Linked DNA regions of Homo sapiens: region 1 is linked to region 2. A link is a contact called in ENCODE Hi-C data. All regions are on one chromosome and are shown on one strand. Each heading gives the region's core, a stretch centred on a gene start or an enhancer-like site at or near the end of the contact. The rest is flanking DNA. Distances are from core to core; before and after follow the strand shown. Region 1 has its middle 9.7 kb from the start of MRPL36. Region 2 has its middle 38 kb from the start of LINC02982.

What was found. A loop is a pair of places that touch in the nucleus more often than their neighbours do. Pooled maps may share reads with other maps.
Region 1: a map with no recorded cell type shows a loop between it and region 2 (6-fold over the local background). The contact joins two enhancer-like sites. A Hi-C loop is called at or near these places in 2 of 37 single-sample maps with no recorded cell type and 3 of 50 pooled maps.

The regions. Positions count from the first base shown.
Region 1 is chr5:1,788,652-1,791,574 of GRCh38, reverse strand. No RefSeq gene overlaps it. Among named protein-coding and RNA genes, the nearest start is that of MRPL36, 9.7 kb to the left of the region's middle. Within about 2 kb of position 1,659, at least 3 of the 41 ENCODE cell types and tissues checked have a DNase peak (open chromatin) inside an H3K27ac peak, as active enhancers do.
Region 2 is chr5:957,968-961,034 of GRCh38, reverse strand. No RefSeq gene overlaps it. Among named protein-coding and RNA genes, the nearest start is that of LINC02982, 38 kb to the left of the region's middle. RefSeq lists an enhancer at 120-359. Within about 2 kb of position 1,779, at least 9 of the 41 ENCODE cell types and tissues checked have a DNase peak (open chromatin) inside an H3K27ac peak, as active enhancers do.

The DNA.
Region 1 (2,923 bases), core at 410-2,909, 830 kb before region 2:
GGGAAATTTATTTTGTTAATTACACTTCAAGTATACTTCTTTAGAGGATAAGATGATTTAAAAAGGAATGAAGTGATATGTTAGTTGCTTGTGACTGCCATAAAAAATTACTACAAACTGTAACATAAGAAATGTATTCTCTCACAGCTCTGGAGGCCAGGTGTCCAACATCCAGGTGTGGGCCAGGCAGTGCTTCCTCCAAAGACTCCAGGGGCGGATTCCTCCTGCCTCTTCCAGCTTCTGTGGCCCCAGGTCATTCTGGGCTCTGGCCACAGGGCTCCAACCTCTGCCTCTGTCTTCGTAAGGCCTTCTCCTCTGTTCTGGGATCTGTGCCTTCTCCTCTTCTTAGAAGGACACCCGTCATTGCTTTAGGGCCCACCCTAATCCAGGATAATTTCATCTGGAAATTCTTAATTACATCTACAAAGACTCTATTTCCAAATAGGATCACATTTCGAGGTTTCAGGTAGACAGGAATTTTGCGGGGGCTGCTAGTCAACCCACTACAGTGGTATAGAATGTTTTTGAAAATAATTTTAATTTAAATTAGTATTACTAGATAATGTGTTCACATGGTTCAAAATGCAAAAGACACCTGAGTTGAAGTTCTCTCCCGAATGCGAGACCCAGTTTCTCTCCCTAGAAGCCAGCAGGATTATTGGCTCCTGCAGGACCTCTGGGCTCTATCCTGTGAGTCTCTAAACAAATGCCTATAATTCTTGTTTCTTTCCTGTCTTGTGCACCGTCTTGCAACCTGAGGCTGCATCTGGACAGCAGCTCCTGCCGGTGACCCAGGGGCATCCCCATTCTTCCCCCAGGTGGCTGCATCCTTCATTTTCTGAAGATGGTTTAGGATATGGTGAGCATTATTTATGACTGAGGGTGTTTTTCAGCATTTATGCACAATTTTATCTTTTCTCACTCCTCTTTTTGACTTTTAAAGCATTTTCCCCCTATTTTATAATTAGTGGTCATGATTCCCAATTAGAGGTTAATTGTTTTTTTCTCCCAGTTCCCACTTGTCATTTCCTATTTAAAATGCATGGAAGAAATGAGGAATGCATACAACAAAGAAAGCTGTTTTGCATTGCATGAGAAATTGACTCTGGCTGTGTCAGTGTTCAGAAACATGCTGTCAGGAAGCCAGCCCCGGGAGTCTTAGGACCCACCCAAGCAGCTCCCCAGGGTGGAAATGAGAATTGCTTCCCCTGGCTGGCCACCACTAAAGATTCATTGTCTTTTCCTCAGAAAGCGATGCATGTTTTTCCTTACAGAGTGATGCTGTTAGTCAACACAGGATGAATTGCTACCCAGAAATCCTGGCGGCCTGTCTGCCGTCTCTCAGGAAGTCTGGAGGCACGCTTTCTCCTAAGGTTTCTGTCGAAAGCATAATGGTTCTTTCAGTGGTTGAGAATGCAGTCACCTATTCCAAAATTGTCATCGATTTCTTATGTATAATTTTTATCAGTTTAAGTAACTAGCATGCTGTTTGAGATAGGATAAAGGCATTTCCTGTGGTCAGTGAATCAAACTCTAAGTCTTTACTCATCCAGCCAAGTGTTTATTAAGCTGTTATCTTGAATCACGCACTGTGCCAAATGCATGGTATGTATATAGATTCACGTATTAGGAGAGTCCTGCCTGATCATCCAAAGATGAACAGCTGGTTATAAATTGTGTCCACTTCAAACGAGAAGGGATGAAAATAGCAGTGTTACTGGTGGAGGGTGCCCAGGTTCTTGGTGTCTTGAACAAAGAATTGGACAAACAAAGCAAGGAAAGAATGAAGCAACAAAAGCAGAGATTTATTGAAAATGAAAGTACACCCCACATGATGGAAACAGGCCTGAGCAAGCGCTGGAGAGCCCAGTTACAGAATTTTCTGGGGTTTAAATACCCTCTAGTGGTTTCCCATTGGTTACTTGGTGTACACCCTATGTAAATGAAGTAGTGGCCCATGATCTGTCTGACTGGTTGTGGGAGGGGACCAATCAGAGGCTGAAGCAAAGTTGCAAAGTTACAAAGTTATACCCTATGCAAACGTCTGATTGGTTGTGGAAGGTGACCAATCAGAGGCCGAAGTGAAGTTACAGCATTATACTCCTATGCAAATGAAGACTTAGCCCTAGACCAGCCTGATTGGTTGCAGGAGGGGACTAATCAGAGGTATTTTCAATTTTTCATCTGCCACTCAGAAAAAAGGGAGAGGGGTTGCAAAGAGAGTAGCCTCTGGTCCTTTGGTTATTTGGGCATGGAAAGTTGGGGTTTTCCTTTTGATTTAGTTCTAGGAAGTCAGCGTGAATCAGCCTTAGGTTCCCCGCCTCCAGACCCTCTTCTCCTGCCTCAGCCGTGGTTTAAACCAAACATGCAGCGTATTGTCTGCCTACCTCAAGGAAGGCCGTCCAAAGGCTCTCTGGGCGGCTAGGACATCTCTGTGTTTGGACTTCCCGGTCTCTTTCTTCCCTTCTCCCTCACCAGCCAACCCTGGTGCTTACTTTCCATCCTTATGACAAACTCCTGGCACGATAGGGTGGCCAGTGCTCTAGCGGTTACTCCCAACCTTGCAGGCAGTCAGACGCCGAAGAGCTGGAGGACAAAGGAAACACCCGCTGCCCCTACTCCTCTCATCCTTCTAGGCAGCTCTCCCGGCGTCACCTGGACATTGCTTTCATCAGAGGCTGCTTTGAGGAAAGGAGGGGGGTCGCTCTTAGCTGTTGGCAGCTGGATCCGTCGGTTCTGGTGCTCTGTGGCCAGAACCTTTGAACCTTCTCATAGGACTTGCAGTAAAACTTGCTTACGAAGAACTGCACATGGTAAGATTCCAATAATTATTGTTAGATTTTCTAATGCTTTTCATTGGAAGGCTTTTATTAACAAATGGCTTTCAGCTCTCAATACCATCAGAATTTAATTTGGATTTTTT
Region 2 (3,067 bases), core at 530-3,029:
CTGCCGTGGAGGGCGCCTTGTCCTCACCAGATCCTGTGGCCTCCCTGGAGGGTGGAGTGTGTGCTGGCACCAAGGTGACGGAAAGGCCCCCCTCCATTACAGCATTGCACACATTTTTAATAGGAAGATACAAAGTGGTGTCAAAGGCCCACTGAGAAGACAGCTGAAGCTTGGCCACCCCACCTCCCACGCAGAGCCAGGCACTAGGGCAGAGGCTCCGGCTCTGAGTCCTGGCACCCCTGGGCCCTCCGTCATCATCACATGGGTGACATGGGAGGAGGTGGCCGAGGTGAGAAGCCCAGCCCATGTGGCCACTGTGAGTTGTGGGTGGGGAGGAGGCCTCTGCAGGAGTGGCAGGGCAAGGGCAGGCAGCAGCAGAGTCGCAGCCCAGGGCTGGCGTGAAGCAAAGCAGGAAAATCACATTATTCAGTTGCTTTAAAAATAACAGCATTTACAGGGCAAAACGGGGTGGCCCAGGTTTAAAAGAAACCACCTGTCTGTTCTGACGGTCAAAGCGTGAGGGAAGCCAGTGGTCCAAGCAGATGGAGGCGTCCGGGTCTGGGCAGGAACGTGTCTGCCACGTGCGGTCTGGGTTCAGGTGAATCAGGGAAGAGGAACCCCAGGGGCAGGAAGTGCTGGGGACGCCCCTGTGAGGCTCTGGGTCCAGCCTGCTGAGAAGGGGTTGCCAGGGGCTGGGGCGGCTGCCTGGACTCCCTGAGAATCCTGCAGCCCGGCTGACCTGGGCGCTCATACCAGGTGGGGTGGGGTGGGGAGGGCACACCAGGCGGGCACACACCCAGTGGGAGGGCACACCGGGAGGGCAGGCACACCGGGCAGGGCAGGCACACCGGGCGGGGGACACTCACTGGGAGGGGGGCCCTCACCACGCAGGGCAGGCACACGGGGGGGACACTCACTGGGCAGGATGGGCACACTGGGTGGGGCGGGCACACCAGGCCGGGTGTGCATGAGACAGCAGCCGCTCTGGAGAAGCGCAAAGCCTTTAGGATCTTAGTGTGATCTCACGTGTGGGTTCACGAGTCCTGTCCCATCCTGGTCATGGTGTCCAGAAAAACAGGACGGCGCATAAGTGGCCCTGCTGCTTTTGTGAGGACGAGGGAGCTTCAGGGGGTGAGAAGGGAATGGTGGGTGTGGCGCAGGAGATGGGCCAGCAGAGGGACGTCCGACCTGGGCAGCAAGCAGGAGAGCCCCAGAGGTCACCTCCATCGGAGACGCAGGCACGCCCTTCCCCACCTGCAGCCCTGGGCTCTCTCCGCGGCATCGGAGTGTGAGGGGAAGAGCTGCCTCTGAAACCCCCCACCGGCCCCACCATCTTATGGCGGCCCCGCTGACTGCCCCGCTGACCCCCCGCTGACCCCCCGCTGACCACTGGGGCCGTGGTGCCTCAAGCCTCGGCCGTCGCCTTGAATTTGGGCCCGGCTGGCAGTGCCCTGACTTGGCAACGAGACGCTGCCCAAGTCTCAGATATTCGATGCCTCACATTGCCAATATGGAGTCATTTCCCACATGGGGAAACTGAGGCACAGGGGGCACCCGGGCATTGCGGCACCTTGTGACCCAAGTCCCCATAGCGGCTTGAGGTCTACGGTCATCTCTGTCCCAGCCCCATGGTGGGGGAGTGGCCACTTGGGCTTTGGAAAGGGTACTCGTTTGGAAGGAGGCTTGCCTGTTGCGTGAGTGTGAGCTCAGATGGACTTGGGGGCCGATGGGGCCTTGTCACGTGGGGGGCAGGGCTGGGGGTGGGGAGCCGAGCTCGGCCCTTGGCAAAATGCCCAGAGATTTGTCAAGCGCAAGCACTGGCGTTCTCTGTCCCTTATGCTTACATTATTTGAATAGAAGAAGGCCAATCACATCGCTTCCCCAGGTGTGAATCACTGCCTACTTGGCAGGGACCGCAACCTTGGTTTGGCCTTTGGACACCGCACGCACATGTCATGACCCTCCTGGCTTTGGGAACGTGGTGTCCGGCTTACGGCTTGGGGTCCCCGTGCCAGGGAGCACTGAACGCAGCCGCCCACGTGTGGACTCATCGGACAGAGTGCGGCTGCTCCGTTTCCCATCCGCGCTGTTTTTTGTGCCCCTGGCCAGCAACGCCTTGGCGGGAACACCCAGTCCCTCCAGAACCGCCGAAGCTCCCCCGGCGCCTGCTCCCGGCCTGCGGGCTCCCAGCGCCACATCCTCCCCCAGGCACGGCTGTTGCCAGGCATCTGCACGGCCCTAGTCCTGAACCAAACCGCAACGGCAGAGCTGAGCACGTACCTGCGTCTGTTTGGTTTGTTTCCCAGGAGTCCGGCTCCAGATTAAAGAACCGTGTGAGGCCGCACTTTGCTTTTCGGGTACACGCCTCTGCACACTGTGTGTCTGGTGGAGGGCAGGGTCCTGTGGTTTCCAGCAAAGCCGACCTCCATGGAAACGCAAGTGGAAAATGCTTTCTTGAGAAAGTTCCAGTCAATGACAAAATGGCCCTTCCCCAAATGCCGTAGTCTCTCGCTGAGACCCTGTGCCAGCGTGGGGAGGTGCCCTTCCCTGAGTGCCGCAGTGTCCCCTGTGCTGAGACCCTGTGCCAGCGTGGGGAGGTGCCCTTCCCTGAGTGCCGCAGTGTCCCCTGTGCTGAGACCCTGTGCCAGCGTGGGGAGGTGCCCTTCCCTGACTGCCGCAGTGTCCCCTGTGCCAGTGTGGGTGTCCTCAGGGCTGAGCAGGGGCCCCGTGGCTGGAACTTTGTCACCTTTTGAGCCAGACAGCCTGCGAGGGAGACTCCCGGTGGTCACCACCACAGCAGGTGGCAGCCATGCGCCAGTTCTCAGCCCCGTCCACGCCTCATAGTGTTACGCACGAACCCTTCATCCTGCTCCAAACAGAATGAGAATGTCATGTCGCAGCCTTGTCTAGAAAGCTCACCAGAGAAGGGGGGTAAAAGCAAGTCCCTGAAAAGTCACAAGAAGACGACCCTGTGTGAGCAGTCCCTGACCCACTGATTTGACGTCCAAAATGGCTTCCACACTGGATTTCCTGCTTCCCCACACCCTCAGCTTTGGCTTAGGGCCAA